4 separate regions of the Homo sapiens genome follow, and all the other regions are linked to region 2. The links are chromatin contacts, found by Hi-C or POLR2A ChIA-PET in ENCODE. All regions are on one chromosome and are shown on one strand. The core of a region is the stretch at or near the end of the contact, and the rest is flanking DNA. Distances in the headings are between cores, read along the strand shown.

The links. A loop is a pair of places that touch in the nucleus more often than their neighbours do. ChIA-PET counts read pairs that join two places held with the same protein, here RNA polymerase II (POLR2A). Pooled maps may share reads with other maps.
Region 1: a pooled map shows a loop between it and region 2 (8-fold over the local background). The contact joins the promoter of GUK1 here to the promoter of EGLN1 in region 2. A Hi-C loop is called at or near these places in 1 of 168 maps with a recorded cell type or tissue (transverse colon) and 4 of 50 pooled maps. POLR2A ChIA-PET finds 5 or more read pairs at or near these places in 1 of 52 experiments (activated B cell).
Region 3: a map of B cell shows a loop between it and region 2 (14-fold over the local background). The contact joins the promoter of ARF1 here to the promoter of EGLN1 in region 2. A Hi-C loop is called at or near these places in 1 of 168 maps with a recorded cell type or tissue (B cell), 1 of 37 single-sample maps with no recorded cell type and 5 of 50 pooled maps.
Region 4: a loop to region 2 is called in a map of OCI-LY7, with 11 times the contacts of the local background. The contact joins the promoter of IRF2BP2 here to the promoter of EGLN1 in region 2. A Hi-C loop is called at or near these places in 2 of 168 maps with a recorded cell type or tissue (OCI-LY7 and gastrocnemius medialis) and 4 of 50 pooled maps.

The regions. Positions count from the first base shown.
Region 1 is chr1:228,138,738-228,142,064 of GRCh38, forward strand. It overlaps GUK1 (guanylate kinase 1), which reads left to right and starts at 1,542. Exons shown (of 8, transcript NM_001159390.2): 1 at 1,542-1,626. The coding sequence starts at 1,566. RefSeq lists enhancers at 1,169-1,218, 1,329-1,558 and a silencer at 1,569-2,128.
Region 2 is chr1:231,420,341-231,423,929 of GRCh38, forward strand. EGLN1 (egl-9 family hypoxia inducible factor 1) reads right to left here and starts at 1,947. Exons shown (of 5, transcript NM_022051.3): 1 at 658-1,947. The coding sequence starts at 1,548. RefSeq lists an enhancer at 503-772 and silencers at 1,153-2,332, 2,088-2,412.
Region 3 is chr1:228,081,156-228,084,740 of GRCh38, forward strand. ARF1 (ARF GTPase 1) reads left to right here and starts at 1,553. Exons shown (of 5, transcript NM_001658.4): 1 at 1,553-1,610. RefSeq lists silencers at 850-979, 990-1,809, 1,840-1,939.
Region 4 is chr1:234,608,928-234,612,214 of GRCh38, forward strand. IRF2BP2 (interferon regulatory factor 2 binding protein 2) reads right to left here and starts at 1,251. Exons shown (of 2, transcript NM_182972.3): 1 at 1-1,251. The coding sequence starts at 567. RefSeq lists silencers at 66-345, 586-665, 1,046-1,145, 1,206-1,395, 1,876-2,475 and enhancers at 726-1,423, 1,526-1,625.

The DNA of each region.
Region 1 (3,327 bases), core at 292-2,791, 3.3 Mb before region 2:
AAAGTGCTGGGACTGCAGGCATGAGCCATGGTGCCCAGCCCCAACACATTTTTTTGAAGTTGTATTTTTTAAAGTTTTACTTTTTTTCTTGCTCTCCTGCAGTTCACATTCAATACTTTTTTTTTTTTTTTTTGAGACGGAGTCTCATTCTGTCGTCTAGGCTGGAGTGCCGTGGCTTGATCTCGGCTCACTGCAACCTCCACCTCCCAGGTTCAAGTGATCCTCCTGCCTCAGCCACCCCAGTAGCTGGAATTACAGGGGCCCACGACCACACCCAGCTGATTTTGTATTTTTAGTAGAGACAGAGTTTCACCATTTTGGCCAGGCTAGTCCCAAACTCCTGGCCTCAGGTGATCTGCCTGCCTCGGACTCCCAAAGTGCTGGCATTACAGGTGTGAGCCACTGCACCCAGCCTTCAATAAATCTTTTTTAAAAATTTAAAATAATTTTTAGAAATAGAGTCCCGTGGCCAGGTGCAGTGGCTCACGCCTGTAATCCCAGCACTTTGGGAGGCCAAGGTTGGTGGATTACCTGAGGTTAGGAGTTCAAGACCAGCCTGGCCAACATGGTGAAACCCTGTCTCTACTAAAAATACAAAAATTAGCTGGGCGTGGTGGCGGGCGCCTGTAATCCCAGCTACTCGGGAGGCTGAGGCAGGAGAATCGCTTGAACCTAGGAGGCCCAGGTTGCAGTGAGCAGAGATGGCGTCACTGAACTCCAGCCTGGGTGACAAGAGCGAAACTCCGTCTCAAAAAATAAAAAAAGAAAGAAATAGGGTCTCGCTCTGTCACACAGACTGGAGTGCAGTGACACGAACACCGCTCACTGCAGCCTCGACTGCCCAGGCTCAAGCGACCGTCCCACGTCAGCCTCCCGAGTAGCAAGGACTACAGGCACAAAAAAGTTTTTAAATTTTTTGGTACAGAAGGGGTTTCCCTATGATCCCCAGGCTGGTCTCCAATTCCTGGCCTCAAGCGGTCCTCCCGGCTCGGACTCCCAAAGAGCTGGGATCACAGACGTGAACCACGCGCCCGGCCACATTCCCCAATTAATGGTTTTTGGAGAGTGGCCGGTTTGGAACGGGCTAGCGGAGTCGTTCGTTAGTTAGGTCCCTGCAGTGTAGATGGAGGACGGAAACGGCGCTGTGACATAAGCGGGAGGAGGCGGGCTGAGGCAGCGCTGTGACGTAGCAGATGAAAGCCGGGCCCGCGCTGCACTGAGGTACTTCTCTGAGTGACAAGCGGGACAAGTACGCCGTGGGCGGGGCCGGCGGGTCGTGATGTTAGTTCGCGCTGTGTGGAGGCGGGCCGGCGTGGCGCTGTGACGCAGCGGGAGAAGACGGGCTGGGAGGGCGCTGTGCTGAACGCCCCTGCGGTCGCGACAGGCCAGCGCAGGTGGAGGCGGGGCTAGCGAGGCACTGAGGTAAGTACTTCCCTAAGGGGCGGGGAAGAACGAGTGAGACATGGGCGGGGCAGTCGCCTCATGACGTCAGTCTCGCGCGCGGGCGGAGGTGGGCCGGTGCGGCGCTGTCACGTAGGTTCAGTGGGCGGAAGAGGTGGCCCCGGATGCTGCGGCGCCCGCTGGCCGGGCTGGCTGCGGCCGCCCTGGGCCGGGCCCCACCGGACGGTGAGTACGACAAGCGCGATCGCGAGGGTGACTCGGGTCGAGGCGGCAGCGGTCCCTGCGCTTTGCGGTCGCCCAGTCCACGCCGCCTCCGGATCTCCTCCTAGCCGAGACGCCCTGTGCCGCATTCAACTGTGGGCCCTGAGAACGGGGGAGCTCTGGAGGGCGGACGGGCTGGCAACGCAGCGGAGCCCGGGTCCCGGAGGGCGGGGCGCTCCTCAGGAGCTGGGCAGGCCGGCAGTTATCGCAGTGTCGAGCTGCTCCCCGGGCGTATAGGAGCGCTCGGTGTCTTCCCGACACCTGGGCGCGCCGCCAAAGAGAGCAGCTGGGAGTCCCTACCGCTGGCCCGGCGCGGTGTGCGCTCCGGTTCCCACCTCACCCTGCAAGCCTTGGGGTCCTGGGCGGATGGAGCCGGCTATTCCGGGGCTCCCAGGATTCTGCCTACTCCGCGGCACGGCGCAGAGACGGGGACTTGGGGAAACAGCAGGCCTTCCCGACGCATGGGTGTGGCATTTGGGGTTCGGATTCTCCAAAGCCAGAGTCCGGGTTGGGGTTCTTGAAGCTGCCCTGCTGCCATTCTTGAGCGTCGCCTTAGAAGTATGCCCCAGTAAGGACTGGTGTGGGAAGCAGGTGCCTCAAAGTTGATTTTGACCCTGCGTGTGGTGGGCCTCGGTTTCGTCTTTGCATGAAAGAGGTCGGTCCTGAGGCCCCGGGCTGGGTCCTGCTCTGCTGTCTTTGGGCTCATGGCCCCTTCCTGTCTCAGGCTTGCTCTGCTCTTTACCTGGGGTTGCTGTCGAGGACCCTGTGCAAGACTCGGCCGGTTTTTCTTTCTCCCTGATGGACAGACCCAAACATAGCCGCGCAGCATCGTGAAGGGCTGGGGCCTTCACTCCTCTGTGGCTCTGGAAGAGCCCGATTTCCTCAGGAGGTAAAGGAATGTTCCTGTCCCCCCCGGGGAAAGAAAGTGAAAATGAAAGCGCCCTGGCTGCTCCTGGTGTGGTCCCATTTAAAACGAGGTTGCTGAAGGCCAGGATGCGTGCTACCCGGATGTGTGCCCAGAAACCCTGCAGCCAAGAGCAGCCGCCTGGACCACCAGCCTCCCCTTCATCCACCTGGCCCAGCCCAGAGCCCAGGCCCACGTCTGGTGGTTTGTGTCTTACGAGAGGCCAGGCGGGGGCTGAATTCTCTCGGTTCTCAGAAGGTCAAGCCCTCTGTTAGCATCTCCTCGAACAGTGGGCCGGGGGCAAGGTGGTGACTCTGTTCAGTCCTTAGGATGGCTGGAAGCCAGAAGGAGGAGATTATGCCGCCACAGCAGGGAGTGCCTTTCCAGGAAAGCGGCTGCTGGGGCAGCATGGGAGCCCAGTCCAGGGAGCGTTCTGGCAGAGACCATTCCGGAACATGGATCTGCGCCGGCGGCTCCCAGGAGACCTTCCATCTCGGAGCTCCTGTGGAGACCACGTGCCTGGCAGGTCCTTACAGTTGTGGGTTGTGTGGCTTCTTGCCAGGCAGCTGATTGGAGTTTGCGACTGTGGGTTGGTGAGAGTGGAGAGCACAGAATGTTTGCTGGAATGCTTCCCTCTGCCCACAGGAAGACACCTTTGGCGCATGTGTTCTGGTCAGGGCAAAGGCTCCGTGGTTTCCACCGCAAGATTGCAGGAGCCTTGAGGCCTGGGCCACAGTTTTCTCCCTTGGGTGTGCTCCATG
Region 2 (3,589 bases), core at 697-3,196:
CCTGAAGACGGAAATACTTCTTTCCCCTTTTTGTAACGGGTTTCAAAACAGTAGGAACAGGGTGAGGGATAAGAGCTATAACAGGGGGAGGGGAGTAGCCAAGCTCTTCCTGAATACAGAGTCTTTCGACTAAATGCTTATTTTAAATGTACCTTTTTGCGGTCAGCCGGCAAATTCCTAACTGAACACAGCGTTTGACTCTCAATCGAAATGTGATGAGTGGTTCAGACACCATAGGAAATTTAACAGCTTATGCAAACACAAGGCAGATGCAGAACCAGGACTTGCTTTGGGTGGTACTCTAACACCCCTTCACTGGGTGGCTAAAACGCCACTAAGGTTTGAATTGTGACCAATAGTGGAATGGAAAAAAGAAAATAGGAAAGTTAAAGCGCCTACGTTGAGTCAAAAAACCATGCAATTAGCCGGAGAAGTTTGTGAACGGGCAGTAAGTGGAAAACAGTGGATACAAAGGGGCTAACTAGATAAACAGCTACTACAAATTCTGTCCGTCTTCCTTACGGGGAGCTACACAAGAAAGAGCGAGTCCCTTCTATATAGAGGAATGCTGCTTCTCAGCCTAGGCAGTTTCAGTCGCAGGCAGGGGCTGCCCGCCGAGAAGGGCCTGTCCAGCACAAACCCGCAGCACACACTTACTTTCGTCCGGCCATTGATTTTGTAGCTGCCCAGCTTCCCGTTACAGTGGCGTATCAGGTCGTCCATGCTGCTCATGAGCAGCCCAATGGTTTCGCAGCCGGGCTCCTTGCCCTCGATCCAGGTGATCTTATCGCCTCGGATGTCCTTGGACGAGTCACTCTTCTGGCTGACCAGCTGCCCGTCCGTGAACTTCCCGGTGTCGTGCAGGGCGCGCACCTCGTCGCCGATCTGCTGTCCGGTCTCCTTGCCGAGGAAGTCGTCCACCACACAGATGCCGTGCTTGTTCATGCACGGCACGATGTACTCGAGCGCCAGCTTCAGCGCCGGCAGGGGCTTCGTCTGCCCGTTGGGCCGCAGGCCGCCGCCGGGGCTCAGCGCATCCCCGGGCGTGTTGCTTGGGGGGTACAGGTTCGCCTTCTCCTGGAACAGCGATGAGCGGGCCGGCGGCTCCTCCTTGCCGGGCTCGGCTTCGGCAGCCACCGCCGAGCCCTGGCCGCCGGCGGCCGCACGACACGGCGACGCGGCCGCCGCTGGGTCGGCCGGGGGCTTGGCCTTTACTTTTCCCTTGGCCGCGTCCCCGGAGGCGTTGTCCCGGCGCGCCGCTGCCTTCCTGGGCTCCCGGGCCCCGGCCCTGGGCGGCGGCACTGCAGCCGGCGGCGCGGGGCCGGAATGCTGGTGTGGGCCCACTCCGTGGCCGAGGGCGCCCTCGCTGCCCTGGCACACGAGCTTGTGCTTCTTCCAGTCCTGACGCTGGTGCTCCTTGCAGCAGTAGAAGGAGCTGCGGCAGCGGCTGCAGCGCAGCAGGTTCTCCATCTTCCCGCACAGCTCGCAGTACTGCCGGTCTCGCTCGCTCGGGCTCGGCCCGCCGGGCCCGCCGCTGTCATTGGCCATGGCGGCGGCGGCGGCGGCGACGGCGACTGCGGCGGCCGAGCAGGAGGGGTAGCGGCCGGACGGCCTCGCCCGAGGCTGGGGAGCGGGGAGAGAGATAGGGGCCGTTACTGCGCCATGCACCCGCTACCCTCGCCTCAGGGAGGCCGGCACCCCACGCCCTCGGCCCGGCCGCTTCCGAGTCCTAAGCTCCGGCGCAGCGCCGGCAGCCGCCTCAGCGCCTCATCGCCGCCGAGGGCTGAGAGAATAGGGCCTGTGCGGCGAATGGCAACCTGGGCTCAGGCGCGCGGGCCTGGGGAGCGCAAGACCGGCCCCCTCGGCCGCCGCCGCCGCCTCAGCGTCCCGGGCGGCCCGGCCCAGGCTGTGGAGGAGCGCAGGGCATACGGGCGCCACTCGCTCTGCGCGCTCTGCACGTACACCACGGCCCCGCGGCGACCCGGGCGGGCGGCGCGCGAGGGCGGAGGGGGCGGAGGGAGGGCCGGGAGGGCCGGGGGGAGGGCCGAGGGGCGGGGGCTGCCTGCGCTCCTCCGCACTCGGCGGGGCCGGGCCTCGGCTTCTGCCTCGGAGGTGGGTCGCCCGCTTTCCCTCCGCCCGGGACCGGACTGGGACGCCGAGAGGCCGGTGCGCTACCTCAGCCCGCAGCGGCCTCCTCGGGGACGCCGAGGCGCAGGCCCGCGAGCGGCGGAAAGGCGTGGGGCAGCGCGGCAGCGCCTACACCTGCTGGAGGAGGGCGCCAGCCGCAAGCGGGTAGCGGAGCGAAGGCGGCGTAATCATGGCTGCTCTTCCTCCAGGCCGGCGCGGGGTGTGCGAGGCTCGCTCCAGTCAAGGTTGCAAGGTGGCTATTGCGATCCTCATTTTGCAGAGGAGGAAACGGAAATTCAGAGAAGTAAAGTAACTTGCCCAAGGTCACGCAAAACTGGGACTGAATCCAGGAATCAGGCTCCCAGATTCCAAGGCTGTTTTTTCCATTACACCATACAGCCTCTATTTCAAGAAGCCCTGAAATGGTTAAGAACAAAATAAGTATTACTATGGTGTTAATCCAATCTCTTGCGCCCCGTTTCGACCTAGTTTAAAGGTAATGAAATTTGAGGGTTTTAAAAAAAATCAAAAACTCATTTTTAAAACCTTTGAAATCCCGCCGAGTTCAAAACCCCATGAAGAAATTTTGGGCTACCAAGTTAAATGTAATCAATGCTCATTCCAATATCCAATTTAAACTGATGGGATTATTCCTGAAAAGTGAATTTTGATGGTAAATGAGCAGTACTACATTAACGACTCTCACATTTATTTTTAATAGAATCTGTGCTGCGCGGATGAATACAATTCTTTGTTTTACAGAGCATAAAAACCTTACCAGAAATAAGCCAAAGATGTTTCTTTCTGCTGCTATTTGTCTTAAGAATTAAAAGGTCTGTGATTTCGAGTTTATCAATCTTTATCGAACACTATGTGGAAAGTGGGGTGCTAGGCTTGTGTATCACTTGAGTATACTGTAACTTCAGTCCTTGAAATATAGCCTTCCAAACTTAAAAAGTTGTAATATGTATTTCAAAAGCAGGATATAAGGAATTATTGTAAACCATATTGTAGAAGTTTAAAAAGAGGCTTGAATCCAAAAATATAAAACCTCTTCATCAAATATACAGAATTTAAAACTGTTATAAAATCCTGCTGCATGCGTAAATGGCATTCTGGGGATCCAATCAAGTGAAAGAGGATGATAATTCCAATTAGCTTGTCCTTTGGGAAACTGAGATAAATATACTCACATCTTCAAATTTCAAACCGAACTAAAAATCCAAGTTTCTGTAAAGAATTTAGACCTAGACCTGTCTTATGTGTATCCTACTTTCCCAGAGCTTTATTAAATACAGTAAAATGTCATTGTTGCAGACATTACTAATTAGGCTGTTCAACAAATGCATTGAGAGTCCTTGACAAACAAATGAATTAGTCATACTACACTCAGAGACACATAGTCCAATGCAGGAGGCAGGTATGTAAACAAGGACAATCCAGAGTTCAGAGTTTCCTAAAA
Region 3 (3,585 bases), core at 303-2,802, 3.3 Mb before region 2:
TCAAAAATAAATAAATAAATAAAAAGTATTTTAAAGGAAGGGGAGGCAGGCTCTGGTTCCCACACAATCCCCGCTCAGTGACCCTGGAGCCACCCCTGGCCACGCTCTGCCAGCAGAGAACCAAAGCCAGGTCCCTTCAGCCCTAAAGAGGCCATAACCACATGTAACCCCCGTGAAATGTCCGCACATGGCCCCGCTCTGGCTGAGCAGGGAGAGGCAGCACAACCAGAAGGTTCCACAGGCATCCACAACCCTCCCTGGGGCTTTCCAAGAGTATCTGAGATGCCTGTAGGGTGGGAGACGTCCTTCCCCTAAACAGACAACCCTGCCACAGCTTCACAGAGGTGAGATTTCGGAAGGGAGCCCCAGGCAGAAAAAGGGACTAAATTTGGGGGCAGGAGGGTCACCGCTTTTGGGGACCTTCGTAGCCCCCGCAGGTGCAGCCCTGGGGGAGAGATCTGCCCATCGCAGCCTCCAGAGGCAGTGAGGACGCCCTGCCCAAGGGGCAAGCAACGTAGGTGATGGGGGCAGCAAAGGGGCGCAGGAGGCCTGGGCCAGGCCCAGTGATCCCACCCCTCAGGCCCTGCCCCCGGGCCTCGGCCTGCACAAATCAGGTTGATTCCCGACCTCCACAATACCCAGGGCACTGTGCTGCAGGGACACTTTCCCACAAGCCCAACCCCTCACAGCAGCACAAGGGAAGAGGCAAGAAGACCTGAGGGTGGTGGGCAGAGCCAGGCCTCCAGCACACGGAACACAGAGGGACTGCAACGGTCCTCTGTTCAGGTGCCTGAGAGCGGGATCTCCTCCGCCTCAACTGGATCTCAGCTTAAAGGCCAGCTCATTAGAGACCACTGTGACCTCCCTTCTGGGCGGCCGTCCCCAACCCTGGGCCCCACCCCCACGGCCCCCGCCTCACCCCGGGGTCCCCAGGCCACCTCCTCCTTTGCTTCATCTGCGGCCAGCTCCCCGGCGTCTGCTCCGGGCCCAGGTATGAGCCCGCGCGTCACTGCGGCCGCCGGGGCGCCGAGGCCAGTGCGGGGACACAGCAAGCCTCCCGCCTTCGGACCTTCCGCCGTGGCCCCGCGAGTGCCACAGGTTTCCACAGGGCCGGGGCACGTGGACCCGCGCAGCCTGGGAGCCAGGAACCCCAACCCCGGCGAGGGGCGCCTCGCACCCCCGTCCTCACGCAGTCCCCGAGGCCTCCCGGTGACTGCCGGGTGTGGGAGGAGGAAGGTGGCAACCAGCCCCGCAGCTCCAGTTGCTGCAGGAGCCCCCCGGGCCTCAGTCTCCAAATACGCCAAACGGGCGGGAGTGAGCCACAGGCTGTCTTCGCGGAAGACTCACAGGCGCAGGCGCAGACGGGTGCGCGCCCCTAGGGTGCGCGCGAGCTAAGACCGCGGCCCGGGGCAGGGTGTCCCCGGCCCCGCCCCCTGCAGCCCTACCGGAGCCAGCGCGCCTGCGTCGCGGGCGCACGGTGGGCGGAGTTCCCGGCGTCTCCGCCCCTTACCCGGCGTGCCCCGCGCCCGGAGGCGCTGACGTGGCCGCCGTCAGAGCCGCCATCTTGTGGGAGCAAAACCAACGCCTGGCTCGGAGCAGCAGCCTCTGAGGTGAGGGCGAGGGGCGCGGGCCGGTGTGGGCCGCAGAGACGTTGGAGCCGGCGGGGGCTGGGGACTGGCCTCGGGGCGACTTGAGGTTCGCGAAGGGCACGTCGACCCCCGCGGCGGCGGCGGCGACAGGGCCGGGCCGGGGGCGGACGCAGACGGGCCGGGCTGAGGCTGGGGCCCGGCCGGAGTCGGGGCTGGGCGGACGGGCGGGTCGGTGAGCTCCTCGCACCCCTCACAGGTTCCCGAAGTCGCTCGCGGCCGCTTGTCCTCCTCTGCCTGTCCCTGCCCCCGCCCGTCGCCCGGAAGTCCGCTTGGACGCCGGGCTCTTCTCCAGGAAACCTGGGCTTCCTGCTTCCCTCGCCTCTGCCTTTCTCGTTTCCCGAGGCCGCCCGCGCGTGGACGGTTGGGATTAGCGGCCGCGGGGGCCGGTGGGGGTCGTGGGGCCTCCCCCACCCGAGTACAGGCGAGCGAGCGGCATCCGGGCGGACCCCCGCCTCGGGGACCGGGAAACTGAGGCTCGGGCGGCCTGAGACGCCGTCAAGGTCATGTAGGTGGTGGGGGCTTGCATCTTCGCCTCCCGACTCCATCCAGTTCGTGTTTGCTGTGAAGACGGTACCGGGTCAGGGGTGGTGAGAGCGGGCGGGCAGGTGGACAGGAACCCCGTGCCCTTCCCTGTCTGCTGAACGGAATGCGTGGACCTCCGGGGGAGCCCAGAGTGCCTCCCTTCACACCAGTGAGACGCAATTTGGGGTCAGCACTCAGGGCACCGGTGGCCTCCAGAGGGCCGGTCGATCTTCGCTTTAACTCCAGGGTGGTTTCCTTGACGTTGTCGGCAGTAGATAAGAAGGCCTCTTCTGAGCTGGTGAATCTTTAACCTACCTGAATCTTTAACCTGCCTGCGGAACGACCTGCTCGCAGACTCTAGGCCGCAGAGGCCGGCCCCAGCGCTCTCTCGGAGCACAGCCTGGGTGGTTACGGCGTGTGAGATTGGGGCTGGACAGCCGTGCGCACCTAGAGTGTTAAATAACCATTCCGACGGCACCTCCTGGCACTCCCTTTCAGTCCAGGCAGCCAGTTGCTGCTTTGCAGGAATTGAGCAGAAATGCACTCGGAATCGCGGGCAGGAAAAGAAGGGAGGTCGGAGGCTTTGGATGGTCCCCGAAGTCGCCGCCTAGTTGAGAGCTGTAGAGTTGGTGCCACTGCCCCTGTTGGAGTGGGCAGTTGTAGTTCTTGTTTCAGAACTAGTGGTCAGCAGTTTTCTTTGCCGGCTGTTGCAAGGCTGGTGGTTCTGGCGTTTTCCGCAGTGTGTTGGGAGGAGTGTGAGATGCCGCGGTGCAGTTGTGTGCGGCCCCTGTGGCCCTCTGCTGTTGCGTTAGCCATTGTCTAACACGTGTGACCGCATGGATGGTGTCCTCATTTAATTTGAATTTTCACCAGCACTGCCTAGGTAGCCAGAACCATAAGGTCCTGAAATGCCGTACTATTAGCTGGGTCCAAAATTGAGAAGAATTGAGTAGTGTAAATGTTAGTCACACATCTCATTGGACACATTGTTAGAGTGTGTTGTCCATGTTTTCACATGTTGGTAGACTGGAGAATAGCTGTCACTTGTCTTCAGGCGTATCTTGTTGAAAATAAATCCAAATCACTGCAGCAGTAGGAATATGCTGTTGCCTGTGAGGCAGATTTTCGGATTTGCTAGTTGAAAAAGATTTGAAACAGTTGGTTTGGACAACAGCTGAGTCACACAATGACTGTGAGTGAAAAGCAAAAACTGGTTCTGTGCCCCTCACAGTTCTGGTTTTGTACATCATGTGGTCTAGCTATGGGCTGTACCTCTTGCACAATATGGAGAGGACATTCAGACATCTTCAACTGCTCATCTGCCCCTACGGACCAGACAGGCTTGAAACTATAGGAAGATGCATTTGACCTTTCATTTTTCAGTTCAGTAGAATTTAATATGGACTGTCAGCCG
Region 4 (3,287 bases), core at 1-2,500, 3.2 Mb after region 2:
CACCAGGGTGGGCGGCACCGCGTGGCCGCGCCGCGGGTTCGGGCTCTGGCGATTCAGCTCGGGCGGCTCCTCTAGCTTGGAGAAGCCGTTGGGCACCAGGATGCCGTTCACGGGCGGCGGCTGCGGCGTCGGCGGCTGGGCCAGGCTCGCTGCCGGGCGGCTGCTGCCGAAGTCAGAGCCGAGGCGCGGGGGCCTCTCGGCCGCGGCCGCCAACGGGTAGCGCTCCAAGGCCTGCGGCGCGCGCGGGGCCGCCTCGGGGCCGCCGTGGCCAAGCTGCTGCTGCTGCTGCAAAAGGATGTCCTTGGCGGAGAGCGGCGGCGGCTTGGCGGCGGCCGAGGCCGCGGCGCCGGGTGGGGAGCGACCCTCCGGGAAGCAGCCGTGCGCCCGCTTGAGCTGCCGCGCCGTCTCGATGACGAACTCGACGCGGTCGGCGCCCTCGTAGTTGACGCAGCCGCGGCAGACGGGTTCGGTGAAGTCCCAGATCATGGCCCAGGGCATGCGGGGCAGGTCACACAGGTAGCACGACTGCCGCCGGGACGCGGCCGCCACCGCCACCGCCGCGGCCATGTCCGAGGAGCCCGCGACGCCGGAGGAGGAGGCGGAGGAGGAGGAGGGGGCGCCGCCGCCGCCCCCCACCGGCACCACGCGCGCCCTCCTCCCCCCCCAACCCCGCGTCTCCCCCACCAGCGGCGGCGGCGGCCGCAAAGGCGGCGGCGGCGGCGGCAAAGCCCGCGAAGGCTCGGCGCCCGCGCAGCGCCCCCGGTGCACGAGGGGCGGCGGGCGCGAGGTGAGGGGCTGCAGCCGCGGCAGCAGTTCCCCCCGGCCGGCCCGGGCACGGGCGGGCGGCGCGGCGCGGCGGGGCGGCGGGCGCGGCGGTGGGGGCTCGGCCGGAGCCGCGGCGGGCCTCCAGACCGGGGCGAAGACGGGCCGCGCGGGCGCGGGGGAGCGCAGCAGGTCGCGGCGGCGGCCGGCACGGAGTGCGGGGCGGGGGGCGGGGAGGCCGGGGGGGCAGGGGGCGGGGGGCGGCCGCCGGGGCAGGCTCAGCCCGAGCGGCGGGGCATGCCGCGCCGGGGTGGCGGCGGCCGGGCGGCGTGGAGCTCGGGCGCGGCGCGGGCCCCGGGTCGCTCCGCCGCTCTCTCACAGCTCCTGGCGTCGCCGCTCTCCAGCGCCAGCGTCAGCGGCCAGCCCGCCTCAGCTCCGCCGCCGCCACCGTCGCTGCTGCTGCTGCCGCCGCGACCGCTCCACTTCTACAGACTTGATTCTTCGACAGTCTCGCACGGCGCCTGCGCGGGCCCCCTCCCCTCGTGCGCGTGCCCGCCCTCCCGCGCGCGCGCTCCCCCTCCCCCCGCGCGCCGAAGGAGCGCTGCCGGGAGAGCCGGCTACGCGGCGCCCGCCCGCCCGCGGGGCAGCGCAGCAGCGCAGCGCCGGTGTTCCCTTCGGAACACCGCGCAAAGTGATCGAGTGCTTTTCCTCCACTTTCCCTCACTTCGCGCCCCACCCGGCTGTCCCGACCACCCTCAGGATGTTTTCCTCTGGTGTGCCTCTGGGCCAAATCGTGCTAAAAATCATTTTTTTTCTTTTATGCAAGGACACTTTGTCACTTGGTTTCCGTCAGTCTCCTGAGAATGGGGAATTTAGGTCTAGCGTGGTTCACAGTTCTGGTTTTTTAGGAGTTATACTTGAAAGCTCAATGTCGGACACATAGCATGAAATCCGTCACTGGTGCTTTGCATTTGTCTTGGAAAGGACATACGCCCCGCCTGTCCCTTTTACTAACTAGGGAGACTGTGAATATTCCCAAGCCCAGCACCACGTGCACACGCCGCCAGCTGGCTCGCGCGTTTTCCACGGAGCCCTCTGGAGGGGAGGGAGCGCGGTTCGGACTAGCCTCTCCCGAACACCAAGTGCCGCTCTTAGCCCCGTCCAGCCCGCCCTGTTCATCGGGGGCCTCGCCGCGCCAGTCGCCCCGGCTGCCTTATGTAGGTATGCGCGGCGGGCGCGTGACGTGGGCGCGGGGCCGTGGGCGGCCGCCGCCGCGAGTGCGCACGCTCCGCGCAGACGTGCCTCGGCGCCGCTGGCACTAGGGCCTCGTGGAACGAATGCACATTCCAGGGATCCGGGGTCTACGGCCAGCGCGGCCGCGTCACAGCGCAGGCTCCACCCCCTTCGGCGAGTCTGGGCGTCGAGGCGCCGCCCCCGGGCCCGAACTTGGACTCGAGGTGGCGGGAGGCGAGGGCGCGAGTGGGGGGGGGGGGGGTCCTGCTCGCCTCCGCGAGGTTCCCGAGGGCCGTGGGGGCGACCGGCTGGCTGGCTGGCCCGCCGTCCCGCAGGGCGGGCCGCCGACGGAGGCGGACTTTTGCCCTATATGCCACCCAGGCCGGGATGAGCCCGGCCTGCAGGTCTGCCACCGTTGGCAGCCTCAGACTCAGCCCAGACTGAATTGAATGTTTGAGTTTCGCACTTTTATCGGGAGGAGGAGCTAGTGTGTGTTATGGTAAATCACTTTGGGCTGGTCGTTAGTCTCCCTAATACACGTAGGCTTAGTCGCTCTTCAATTGGGACTTTTACACTTAAGCTCTTTAAGGGCGGCCTCTGGAGCTGCTTTTGTTGGGAACACAGGCCCACAACTCTCCCTTGAGACTGGAATGAGCTGGTTAAGTGTGGGAAGAACAGGGTACTAATTATATTATCTTTCCTACAACTGGATTGGTAGGTGGAGAGAAAAAAAAAATCATGCTGACGTTTCTCTCTAGTCGTTGCTATTGAAAATACCAGGTTGCTTCAAAGGATTAACCACAAGGAAGAGGAAAAACACCCTTAGAGAAACAGTGGAGGGAGCTGCTTAAAACACATGAAAAAACCTGTTCGAAAATGGCACAGAAAACGTAATGTCAGACCTAAATGTTTTTACAGGCTAACCTTGAATGTCTTTTGGGGATTTCCATAGAAGGTGCGCCTGTTTTAAAGGTCTCTGCATCTGTTCCTGGATCTTGCCCTGCAATTGCAATCCTGCCTCACCCTCTCCAAGCTGGGAGAATGGGGCCTGTCCAGATCCTTCCCGGGAGTAGCTGGTGCCAGCGGGTTTGGTCACTCCCAGGCCCTGCTGTTGCACACCGCTTTCAAGACCTGTCCCTTTGGTCACCCTCCTCAGAGACCCTGTGACACTCATTCCAGTACATGCCTTCACCCACTGCGTCACTGCCCAAAGGGGATGAAGTCCAGTCCTTGTGCTGCAGAGAAATGAACCAACTCATCGCCCCCAAGAGACGGCCCCACTAAGCATTGAC